2 separate regions of the Homo sapiens genome follow, and region 2 is linked to region 1. Evidence: chromatin contacts called from ENCODE Hi-C or POLR2A ChIA-PET data. All regions are on one chromosome and are shown on one strand. Each heading gives the region's core, a stretch centred on a gene start or an enhancer-like site at or near the end of the contact. The rest is flanking DNA. Distances are from core to core; before and after follow the strand shown. Region 1 has its middle 21 kb from the start of ARK2N. Region 2 holds the start of ST8SIA5 (ST8 alpha-N-acetyl-neuraminide alpha-2,8-sialyltransferase 5).

Region 1 (6,095 bases), core at 2,347-4,846:
ACTGATTCAAGCCTTGACAAAATTTCTAGGGTGGAAGAGTGAGAAGGAGAGCAACATTTCATGAAAAAACAAGGTCAGAATTTATTTGCAGTGAATAATACTCTAGCCCTCCAACTCAAGTATGCAAGAAACATCACTTTCTTCATTTCCTAGAAATCAATTTGATTTCTACTTTAAGGCCCCCACCTGGCAGGAGAATTCATACCAGTCATTGCTGAGGTTTCATTTGCCTTCCCCACCCAGGAAACCCCAGACACAATAGTTCTAAGAAGACATAGATGTGGCCAGAGGAACTTCCAGGTACAGCACTCAACCTAGTCTGCTCTATTGGGTAAGACGGGCATGAGGTCGCCTCCCATTAGGACTAGTGATAGCATAATAGAATAGAGTCCTAGAAACTGAGACAAGGAAGCTGCAAACTCAGCCTGAGCTCCTTGAGAAGGATTGACTCACTGAGGGGGAGAACTCTGAGCCATGACTCTAAGAATGACAAGAATTTTGCCTCATAGAGAAGAGGAAAAGCATTCTGGAAAGATGTCACAGTGGAATGAAAGGACTAGGTCATTTTGGGAATGAGTGCCCAGAGGCTGATACTCATTTGGATGTGGAGAAGGCAAGGGTAAGGGAGGAATTTAGAAAAAAGAAAAAAATCTCCTTTGAGACAAGCCTGGCCAACATGGTGAAACCCTGTCTCCACTAAAAATACAAAAATTAGCCGGGTGTGGTGGCACACTCCTGTAATCCCAGCACTTTGGGAGGCCAAGGCAGGTGGATCACTTGAGGTCAGGAGTTCGAGACCAACCTGGCCAACATTGCAAAACCCCATCCGTACTAAAAATACTAAAAATTAGCTGGGCATGGTGGCGGGCACCTGTAATCCCAGATACTCGGGAGGCTGAAGTGGGAGAATCGCTTGAATCTGGGAGGTGGAGGCTGCAGTGAGCCCAGATCATATAGCTGCACTCCAGTGTGGATGACGGAGTGAGACCCTGTCTCGAAAAAAGAAAAAAAGAACAAAATCCCAAGGAAGACTTATAACGTGGACTGTGATTTTTTTTTTTTCTCTTGCTAGGGTTGGGGCCTGTGTAATAAATAACCCTTTCTCTTTCTCTCCTCAAGTTTGGAAGCAACTAAAAAATAAGATGCAGGAAACAGGCGAACACTTAAATGTCAACTTTATGGCAGATCAAAGCTGGATTGGGGGACACGGTGCAAATGAGCAGCCTCCATGAACTTCCTATCCCATTCCTGTCACAGCAAATGTAGACAGACTATTCAACCAGTCACAGGAGCGCTGCCCTGTCTGAGCAGCCCAGAATCTACTCTCAGGCAAGTCCTAAAGAGAATACCTGGTGAGGCTTCCCACCTCAACTTCTCCCTTGAAATCTTCACACCAGAAGGTGATCTGGTTTCATGCTCTACCTCCCACCATGGTCTTGAAATATAAAGGAGGGCAGCTGACATGAGATCCATGGGGATTAATATTTCCTGGTGACATTTCAGGTAAAATATTGGGTGGAGAAAATATTACCGGATGGGAACCATTCTTCTTGCCGGGAGAGTCAGGCCAGAGAGACTCCAGGAATGTGGCTCCAATAGAGACCCCTCCACAGGGAAGCAAGAAGTAGGGGATGGAGTTTCCATTTCACAACCCATATCCACCCTGTGGGCACTCGCATTGTTATTGCTTTCTGAAATAAAGAACTACCTCACATCTGCGTAGAAATCAAACTTTTCAGAGTACTTTCACATCCATAAAACAAGAACATAGATACAAAGTAGAAGAGTTTTCTAAAATCATCTAAGCCTATTTCTCCTTTTACAGATGATAAAATTCAGGCTAAGAGCATTAAGAGACCAGGCAAGGTGGATCACCTGAGGTCAGGAACTCGAGACCAGCCTGGCCAACATGGTGATGGATGCCGGTAGTCCCAGCTACTTGGGAGGCTGAGGCAGGAGAATTGCTTGAAACTGGGAGGCAGAGGTTGCAGTAAGCCGAGATCGTGCCACTGCACTCCAGCCTGGGCAACAAGAGCGAAACTCAGTCTCAAAAAGACAGAGACCAGCCAAGGGCTACACAATTAGTGGTCACCTGTCTCTCAGCATGACCAAAAGTCACAAGTTCCTTTGGCTTTAGATCCCCAACACAAAACCTTCCTCCATCTTTGAATTCTCTTCTCTGCAGCAGCTATCCTGAAAATCAACACAACTGTTGGAAAAGAGGGAATGGAAGGAAAAGAGCTCCTGGGAGTGGCTAACTGCTCTGGGTGGACTCACGACGCTTAGCCTATAAAATCTATTTGTCTATATTTGCATTGCCGGTATTCAGCAGAGGGGCTGATAGAGTGCTACGTAAGGTCTCCATTCTGACGAACCGAATGAATGCTTGCATGAATAGATGAATGGCTGAAGAGCCAGAAAACCGGAGATAGGAAACATTTTTTCGGAAATGGGTGAAGAAGGATTCTTTAAACAGCAGAGCAGTAAACTTGGCATTGCTCAGAGGCCTGTGTTGGGCTTGTGCTCCGGCTGGCGCCTCTCCCCATTCTCCAAGCATCTTTAAAGGTCATCTTGGGTTTTTTCCTCTCCTCTCCTTCATCCCTGTATCAAATTTGTTTCCAAGTTCTCTCATATCTCCTTCTTTTCCATCTCTGTTGCTACATCCTGGCCTAGGTGCTTATCACTTTGTGCTGGCCTGGACTCATATGTTGGGGCAGGGCTGAGCACAGAGGCCTGGGAGGCAGTTAGGAGGCTATCTCCCTGCATCAGGCTGCAGCTGACACCTGCTTTTGTCTCCCCTCTCCCTCCACTGCCTGTGGCCTCCTCCTTATCGGCTACCCTCATGTGCACCTTCAGCCTCCTCCCAGCCAGCTCTCAGCTCTCACCAGGCCAGGCACTTCCCACACTTTCAGGCTCGCTCCACCCCCTCACCCGTGCCCTCCCCTCCCCCAGCCCCTTCCTCAGGTTTCAATTAACTAGCTGCCCATAGATTGCAGCAAATTTATTCTCCCTGAAATAGAAGTGACCCATAACAAGGCTTAATGAGATCATCCCCCAAGGAATTTAATAAGGGACAATCCCTTTAGCCAGTCAGATGAGCGTGTCAGCTGTGTGTGAGGGAGTATTGGGGGAGGGAAGGCAGACAGTGGGTGCCCCACCTCTGGGGTGTGTTGGTGGTCCGGGCCCCTGGGGCAGGCGGCAGCGGGTGTGGGAAGCAGAGAGACCTGGCAGACCGGCTGGGTGGGACAGCACAGAAGCACAAGCTCACCTACTTCAGAAGTGTGCCAAGAGCTAGCAGGAAACCTGATGCCCTCCCTGACTCAGCTTCCCAGGAGCTCCCCAGGGCAGTCCTAGAGGTCACAAGCCCAAGAGTTTTAGGTATCATGGGAGGAAGATTGCAGAGTGGACCCTTTGCCCCCCAGTAAATTAACAGAGGTGGGGATGGATGCCCAGCATGGTTGCACGTCCCTTACAGAGCAGGGGAAAGAGGACATTTGTTTTTCCTGCTCTTGAAAGCTGATCGCCTCTGCAGCCAGGCGTGGTGCCAGTTGTGGTCAGCGTCTAGCCTGCTGGCAGATGGGTCATCAAGGACTCAGGGTGAGTCCTCAGCTGTCTGCATTTTGCAGCAGCCACCTCAACGACACACCTCCTTGGCACCCACAGCCCCCCACATGAGAGCACTAGCCTGCTCACCCATTAGAGAACGATTCTTCCTTCTCACAACGGTGCAGCACTCAGCATCTGCCCATACAGAGTCTCCAAAAGCTAGAGCCTGAGAGGCTCCTAGGTGTGACCCGGTTCAACCATTTCCCTAATTTACAGATGCACAACTGGGACCCAGGGAGGTTAAGAGACTTCCCTAATGTACTGGCTTTCTGTGTTGCCCACAAATCATCTAAAAATGATTGTCATATAGCAGATTAAAATAGCACATACTTAGCGTCATTTCTATGGGTCAGGAACCTGAGCTCAGCTTAGCTGCCTCCTCTGCTCCATGGTTTCCCCAGGCTGAAATCAAGGTGTCAGCTGGGGCTGGAGTCTCATCAGAGGCTCAAGCAGGGAAAGACCTGCTTCCAGGCTCCCTCAGGCTGTTGGCAGAATCCATCTTCTTGCAGCTGTAGGACCGAAGTACCCATTTTCTTGCTGGTGGTCAGCCGAATGTTCTCGCAACTAAATGCTGCCCCCTCTTCCTTGCCAAGTGGCTCTTTCCATAGGTCTTCTCATAGCAGGTCAGTTTCTTCAAAGCCAATAACTGAGAGAGAGTCTCTAACCTCAGGGAGGGGCCAGTCCTTAAAAGCCTTTTAAGGCTTTTAACTGATTGAGTCAGGCTCACCCAGATGATCTCCCTTTTGATGAAATGAAATCAACAGATTTGAGACCCTAATTACATCTTCAAAATTTCTTTACCTTTGCCATATTCTGTTTGTGAGAATCAAGTCACACAAAATTTGAATGTGTCCCACCCACATTCCAAGGGAGGGGATTATATCCCAGCTACTTGGGAGACTGAGGCAGGAGGATTGCTTGAACCTGGGAGGTGGAGGTTGCAGTGAGCTGAGATTGCACCACTGCACTCCAGCCTGGGCGACAGAGCAAGACTCTGTCTTGAAAAATAAATAAATAGGCCAGGTGTGGTGGCTCACGCTTGTAATTCCAGCACTTTGGGAGGCCGAGGTGGGTGGATCACGAGGTCAGGAGTTCGAGACCAGCCTGGTCAACACAGTGAAACCCTGTCTCTACTAAAAATACAAAAATTAGCTGGGCGTGGTGGTGCACACCTGTAATCCCAGCTACTCGGGAGGCTGAGGCAGGAGAATTGCTTGAACTCGGGAGGTGGAGGTGGCAGTGAGCTGAAATCACACCACTGCACTCCAGCCTGGGCGACATGGCTAGGCTCCACCTCAAAAATAAATAAATAAATAAATAACATGAAAAGTAGCAGATGGGAAATTTTAGGGCCATTCTAGGGTCTGTCTACCACATCTAATGTCACACAGCTAGGTAACAGCAGAAACAACATCTAGAACCTAGGTTTCTTATAGAAACAGGTCCCTGGGGCCAGTTACATTTCAGAATTCAGAATGTTCCAGATTTCAGATAGGTAATCAGGTGCTTATACCATAAACATAATACCCCCAAGCAGCGCCTGGAGGAACACCCAGGAGTCACACGCCTTAGAGTTCTGCAGTAGACCAAAATGGGGGTTCAGGTGAGGTTCTGCTGCCAAATGAATTCAGGTCAGATCAGGTTTTGTCAAATGAATTATGAAAAACCTTTGGGTTTTAGAGCTTTGGGGGCTTTGGAAATTCCAGTAAGGGATTGTGAGCCCATAATTGACACTCATTGAGTTCTGACCATATGCCAGATTTGGGCTAAGGATGTGCATTCTCACAGCCCTGTGGGAGAAGCAGGTTTTTGAGATTTTTTATTTTATTTTATTTTTGAGATGGAGTCTTGCTCTGTAACCCAGGCTGGAGTGCAATGGCACAATCTTGGCTCACTGCAACCTCTGCCTCAAGGGTTCAAGCGATTCTCTTGCCTCAGCCTCCTGAGTAGCTGGGACTACAGGCTTGCACCACGCTCAGCTAATTTTTGTATTTTTAGTAGAGACGGGGTTTCACCATATTAGTCAGGCTGGTCTTGAACTCTTGACCTCGTGATCTGCCTGCCTTGGCCTCCCAAAGTGCTGGGATTACAGGTGTGAGCCACCGAGCCCGGCCATTTTTGCGATTTTTAAACCATTTTCCTTCCTATATATCCTTCCCTTCACTTATTCTCATTCAAGTCAGAATAAGGCTCTGCATTCATTGATGTGGAGGTGGGAGGAGGCTGGGTAGAGCCTGAAAATCTCTCTTGCTTAATTTTGACAAAGCTGCTCAAGCCTCAGACTGGGGAGGAAATGTAGGCCTTTGATAAAACACTTCTGATAAGCAAAATAAATACATAAATAAGTAAAAAACACAAAACAAACACAAACACCAAAGACTGGAAATAGATCCCACACACCAGGCTAGGTAGAGGAAGGAGAAGGGCTGGGGGCTTCTGGCAGCATTCCCAAGCCGGCAACACTCCCTGAAGGCTGCATGCTGTGTCTA
Region 2 (6,095 bases), core at 2,201-4,700, 600 kb before region 1:
CCCAGCAGATATGCATGCATGTTTTCACCCAAAAAACCATGCACTGGAAGGCTGATGGCAGCAACTACCCAGATGTCCATCAGCTGTAGAATGGATAAGTTGTGCCACAGTCGTTTGATGGCATACTATATAGCAATAAGATTGAACAAACTATAACTGCACACAGAAGTATTAGTTTCATATTGCAGTGAAACATATTACCACAAACTTAGTGGCTTAAAGCAACACACACTTACAAGCTCACAGATGTGTAGGTCTTACATCTGGGCACGGCATAGCTGGGTTCTCGGCTGAGGGTCCCAACAGCTGAAATCAATGTGTAGGCGGCTGGAGCTCAGAATCCTCTTTGAAGTGTATTCAGGTTGTTAGCAGAAGTCGGAGTCTGCTTCATGATTGGAGGACTGAGGTCCTCATTTCCTTGCTGGCTGTCAGCCAGGAGCCAGTCTCAGCTCCTACAGGCTGTCTGCATCCTTTGCCTTGTGGACCTCTTCTGTCTTCGAAGGCAACAGCAAAGAATTTCCCTCATATCAGCCACTCTCGTGATTCAAATCTTTTTCACCAGGAAGAGCCCAGTCCCTTGTAAGGGCTCCATATGGCCATGCCCACTGAGGACAATTTCCTGATATTAAAGCCAACTGATTTAGGCCAATTACATCTGCAAATTCCCTTCACAGCAGCGCCTAGATCAATACCTATGGGAATGTGCATACAAGAAGGGGTGAGGAATCTTGGGGGTCTTCTTGTAATTCTGCCCACCACATGCAACAGCATGGATAAATCTCATAGCAACGTTAAGCAAAAGAAGGCAGACACAAAATAATATATAATGTATAATTGCATTTATATAAAACACAAAACAGGAAGCACTGATCTTTGGGGTTAGGATTCAGAACAGTGGTTACTCTTGAGTACATAGTAACCAGATAGGAACATGAGGGGACTCCTGGGGGCCGATAATTGATCTGTGTACTGGTTACATGGGTGTGTTCAGCTTGTGAAAACACAGCGACCTGAACATTTATGATTTGTGTACTTTTCTGTAAATGCATTATATTGCAATTAAAAAGTTCTTAGGATAATTTTGATTCATTTCTTGAAAATAGATTTGTTTTTCCAAGAAAACAGCACTCAAAGACAGGTATCAGAGTGAGCACCTGATGGGGTGGAGAATAAGCAGGAATACAAAAGAAACAACAGTGCCTTGCCTGGAGTGAAGATGATAGTACCCCTCAAACTCTACACTTGAGCACCAAGTAGAGAAAAATTAGTGAAAAATTAGTACTGTCATCTTGGAGCCTGTGTGTAGGACCTACCTCATAATTTGGCCCAGTGCAAAGAGAAATGCAAACCCCCTTGTTCAAAAGTTTGAAGACAGCAAGAGTGGAGCAATCAGTCAAAATCAATGGTGGTGGTGGGGACAAATGAACAAGTCCCACTCCCAAGAAGCCAGCCTGCCTGTGTGTGTGGGAGAAAGAACCTCATCTCAGAATCCCAAGACTTGTTGCTAGGTGAGTTACTTTGGGCATCTGTTGCTTTAGTCCTTTCAGCTGTAAAATGGGTTAGCCAGGGGCTAGGAGGTGAAAATTCATTAATATATGCAAGTGAAGCACGTTTTTATGTGCCAGACAGCAAACAAATACAGGAATTATTATAATAATGGGCCCTCTAAATGTTGGAGTTTTTCTTTAATTGGTTAAAAAGCCTACCTGTGGCCGGGCGCGGTGGCTCACGCCTGTAATCCCAGCACTTTGGGAGGCCGAGGCGGGTGGATCATGAGGTCAGGAGATCGAGACCATCCTGGCTAACAAGGTGAAACCCCGTCTCTACTAAAAATACAAAAAATTAGCCGGGCGCGGTGGCGGGCGCCTGTAGTCCCAGCTACTCGGGAGGCTGAGGCAGGAGAATGGCGTGAACCCGGGAAGCGGAGCTTGCAGTGAGCCGAGATTGCGCCACTGCAGTCCGCAGTCCGGCCTGGGCGACAGAGCGAGACTCCGTCTCAAAAAAAAAAAAAAAAAAAAAAAAAAAAAAAAAAAAAAAGCCTACCTGTGACCTTGCAGAGAAATACAGAAACTCTTCATGGATAGCACAGGGGCCACTTCTGCCTTATGAATTAACACAAATCCCGAATTCTTGGTGGAACCCTTATCATGAGATTTTACTGTGCATTATTTGATCTTTCCAGTTCAAAGAAGAAACTACTAAATGCCAAGGTCGAGAGTATTGGAGTCTGGGCACTTCCCCCATCAAAGTTCTTGTGCTGAGGTTTGAGTTTCGGTCAGGTTCGCTGTTGAATCCCTGGCCTGACTCTAGAACATCCCGGAGTGCCTGCTGGAACCTGGGAAGGGGCACCCTAGAATCTTCCAACCGGCCTCAGTGGCGAGCGCCGCGGGCACACGACTCCCAGCGCTTGGAGCCTCTGCGGTGTTAGGATGACAGGACTGTCGCCTGGCCGGGTTGGGGGGTGGGGACGGTATTTCAGGCTAAGAATTTCTGAGAGGCACGACATTCGCATTGCGTTTCTGTGATTATTCTCCCTGGCTTGCGTTCTGAAGCACGAATCTTTCCGGATGTAGTAACTGGCTTCCTAAAGCTTTGGGGGGACTGTGGTCCCCGAAGGCTGCCGGCTGCCTGACCTAAGATTTACGAGTGGTTCCAAGGATGAGACAAGGTCCCAGTGTCTCGGTGACAACAGGGTCTTTGACGAACGGCTGCCGAGTTGCAGCTGGGGAGGGGGAAGAGGACTGTGGCGGGGGCGGGGAGCCCCTGAATTTCTTCCTTGTAGGAGTTGGGCGCCGGGGCACGGGCAGGCAGCCCCGCAGGCCATCAGCATGCAGGAGCGGCGCGCCGTCCTTGAAGGGCTGCCCGGCTGACCTTGCTCCGCTTTCTCCGGAGAAATCGCTAGGAGAGCGCGAGGACGCGGCCACGATGGTGACTCAGTGCCCTGCGCGCCGCACGCAAATGCTCCCTTCCATCAAGTCCAGCTCCGCAACTGTTGTTTCCTCTTCCTGCCCTCTTTTTTTTCTTTTTTTTTCTTTTTGAGACGGAGTCTCGCTCTGTCGCCCAGGCTGGAGTGCAGTGGCGCGATCCCGGCTCACTGCAACCTCCGCCTCCCAGGTTCAAGCGATTCTTCTGCCTCAGTCTCCCAAGTAGCTGGGACTACAGGCGCGTGCCACCACGCCTGGCTAATTTTGTTTTTTGTATTTTTAGTAGATACGGGTTTTCGCCATATTGGCCAGGCTGGTCTTGAACTCCTGACCTTGTGATCCGCCCGCCTCGGCCTCCCAAAGTGCTGGGATTACAGGAGTGAGCCACCGCGCCCAGCCCCTGCCCTCTTTTTAATTCCAAGATTCAAACCCGGCGTTTTGCGCTCCGCCCCTCCCCCTCCCCACGGCCCGCCTATCATTAGCCAGACTGCGCGGGTGTTTTGTACGCCCCCTCCCCCCGTCCCTATCGGCAGAACCGGAGGCCAACCTTCGCGATCCCTTGCTGCGGGCCCGGAGATCAAACGTGGCCCGCCCCCGGCAGGGCACAGCGCGCTGGGCAACCGCGATCCGGCGCCGGACTGGAGGGGTCGATGCGCGGCGCGCTGGGGCGCACAGGGGACGGAGCCCGGGTCTTGCTCCCCATTGGCCGCCACCTCGGCGGGAGGGGCCGCCTCCGGCTCGTGGCACCTGGCGTCTCCCCTCCGCGGGGAAATCGGCGGCTACCCGGCACCGGCGCCTGGAGGTAAAGGTACCCGGGGGTGGGGAAGGCCCCTGGCCGCGGCAGAGCTCCCTGCCACCGGCCCTGTCCTGCTTGCCGCCCCAGCGCCTGCGACGCTTGGATGCCCCCAGCTCCGGCCGCGCCAACCAGAAACTTTGCCCCTCGAAGTCCCCCGCCTGCCTGACCGCACCGTGAGGCGCCAAGTCGGCCGCGCGCCCCCCGGGGCCCCGGAACCCCGCGAGTCATTGCCTGGCCGCCCCGTACCCCGCGCCCGCGGCGCCCGGTAGCCAGGATGCGCTACGCGGACCCCTCGGCCAACCGGGATTTGTTGGGGAGCCGAACTTTGCTCTTCATCTTCATCTGCGCCTTTGCCTTGGTGACCTTGCTGCAACAGATCCTGTATGGCAGGAACTACATTAAGAGGTAAGAAAGTCCATTGAGAGGGCGGGATGCGCGGAGCCGGCCGGCGAGCCCCCGGGTGGCAGTGGCCGCGGCAGCTTCGGTCGCAGCGCCCCGGGGTGAGTGGCCGTGGGGTCCGCTCCTAGCCCCGAGCATGGCCGCTTAGGCTTGGGCCACCGCGTTTCCAAGAGCATCCTTGCTTGCTTCTGCCCAGCGCTGGCTGGAGGGTCCAGACAACTTTGTTCCGCTGTGAAAAATGAAGGACAGAATAGAATTCCAAGCAACCAGGCTGACGATAAATCCATTTAATACCCGGAGAGACCGCATGGATCGGAGCGGTGTCCTCCAGACCCACAGTTCTATGGCCATTTGTTTGGACTCCGGGGTCGGAGGGCTCAAAATCGTATCGATTGTTTGTTTGTTTGTTTGTTTGTTTATAACCTCGCGAGTCCTGAACTTTCGTAAGGACCCTTGGGAGAAAAAGCATTTTCCCCTCCAGGAGCTTCGGGTTCGGTGGGGGTGGTAGTGTGGGCTGTGGCTATGCGACAGGGATAGTGATAGTGAAGTCTTACAATCCCACAGCCACTGGATCTGTGAAACTCAACAACCTGATTCCTTCTGAAACAGATGGCTTTTTTTTTCTCATCCTTAGCGCAAAAGGTCAGAGCTGCAGCATAAGTTAACCCCTCGTTGGGCTCTCCCCCTACTCCACCCCAATCCACGGTTAAACTCCAAGAGAAAGAGCAGTAGGAGGTGTCACTCAGAAATTCAATTCGGGCACAGCCTCAGCCTCTCTATTTGCAGAAGATACACTGAAATGCCAGCCACTTCCTTCTGCCGGCTCTGCTGGCTTAAGGAAACACTTGGGGTTCCTCCGCCTGGTTTGAGAGATTAGGGGAGGTTCTTGCTCTAGGATACACCCATATCAGAGCCTCTCTTGGCAAGAGCCCTCTCTCCTAGCTGCTGGGCTGTTTTTTAGTTTGCTGCTAGTGTCTCCCTACTCTCACCGCCCCTCCCCTAGGTTGATAGGAAAATAAATGTCTCTCTAGCTAAGTAAGCATCCCACCTTCTTCTCTAAACTTCCCCATAACGAAACAGCCCTCTTCTCATCCTTTGGGTGAGGTGGATACATCAGGTATGGGTGCTCCCAATCTGGGCTGCCCACGAAGGTGGGAGGGTGAGGATCGCTGCTAGGTGTCGCTGTCCAGTGGAAAAGCCGAGCACTTAGGCTGTTTCCCCTCCTTGTAACTCCCCCGGAGCTGGGGAGTAATGAGGCACCTTGTTCTGAACATTTGTTTACAGCCAGTTGCTGCTCCGGACCTTCCCAGGGAGCGTTCCCTGGTTGGTGGCAGCTCCTGAGTGCTGTCTGACACTGGTGGCTTTAAAGGCCATCTTCGGAGTCTCCTGGCTTCTTGGATCTGATTGGGCCTGCCTCTTGTTTTGGCTACTGCTGCCCCTGAGATGATCCTATGCAAGGACAGCTGGGTCCCCCACAGCTTGCTGCGGCCCTGCAGGCCGATTGCCTGCTGCTGTCTTGGCACTTGCTCTTCAGCAGGGCAGCTCTGGGTTCCTGCCCCCTCCCGGCACCTCCCCAAAGTTGCTGGGGCTGCTGGGATTCCTTCTGCCTTGTCAACAGGGGGAAAATACAACCGCCCATGGCAAACGCCAACCAAACTACCTGCTTGCTCTGGCAAGTCCTCCCTGGTCTTGGGTGGGTGGGCTAGCTGCCAGGAGTTCAGCAGGCACACAAGGTGCTTCCCTTCCTCCCTCACAGAGACCCTGACCCCCTGAATCGCATAGATGCTATCTTGCAGGCCTCACTCTAGAGACTCAACCCAATCAACCAGGCAAAACTTGTATAGGGCTGATCCTGGAAGCGTGCCTGTAGATAAGGGTCTGTAAAGAAGGAGATGATGTGGTCTTGGTACTCAGAGGACTCGAAGTCTATTTGGGGCAACAAAATAGCCACAAATGAAACAGAAAGTGAATGTTAA

What was found. Hi-C counts contacts between places; a loop is a spot of excess contacts on that map. ChIA-PET counts read pairs that join two places held with the same protein, here RNA polymerase II (POLR2A).
Region 2: a map of gastrocnemius medialis shows a loop between it and region 1 (2.7-fold over the local background). The contact joins the promoter of ST8SIA5 here to the enhancer-like site in region 1. A Hi-C loop is called at or near these places in 1 of 168 maps with a recorded cell type or tissue (gastrocnemius medialis) and 1 of 37 single-sample maps with no recorded cell type. POLR2A ChIA-PET finds 5 or more read pairs at or near these places in 1 of 52 experiments (common myeloid progenitor, CD34-positive).

Annotation. Positions count from the first base shown.
Region 1 is chr18:46,150,117-46,156,211 of GRCh38, reverse strand. No RefSeq gene overlaps it. Among named protein-coding and RNA genes, the nearest start is that of ARK2N, 21 kb to the left of the region's middle. RefSeq lists a silencer at 121-327. Within about 2 kb of position 3,596, at least 8 of the 41 ENCODE cell types and tissues checked have a DNase peak (open chromatin) inside an H3K27ac peak, as active enhancers do; they include gastrocnemius medialis, where a contact is called at or near this core.
Region 2 is chr18:46,754,408-46,760,502 of GRCh38, reverse strand. ST8SIA5 (ST8 alpha-N-acetyl-neuraminide alpha-2,8-sialyltransferase 5) reads left to right here and starts at 3,450. Exons shown (of 7, transcript NM_013305.6): 1 at 3,450-4,125. The coding sequence starts at 3,995. It overlaps ST8SIA5-DT (ST8SIA5 divergent transcript), which reads right to left and starts at 3,060. Exons shown (of 3, transcript XR_001753434.3): 1 at 2,044-3,060; 2 at 237-1,706. RefSeq lists a silencer at 3,478-3,867.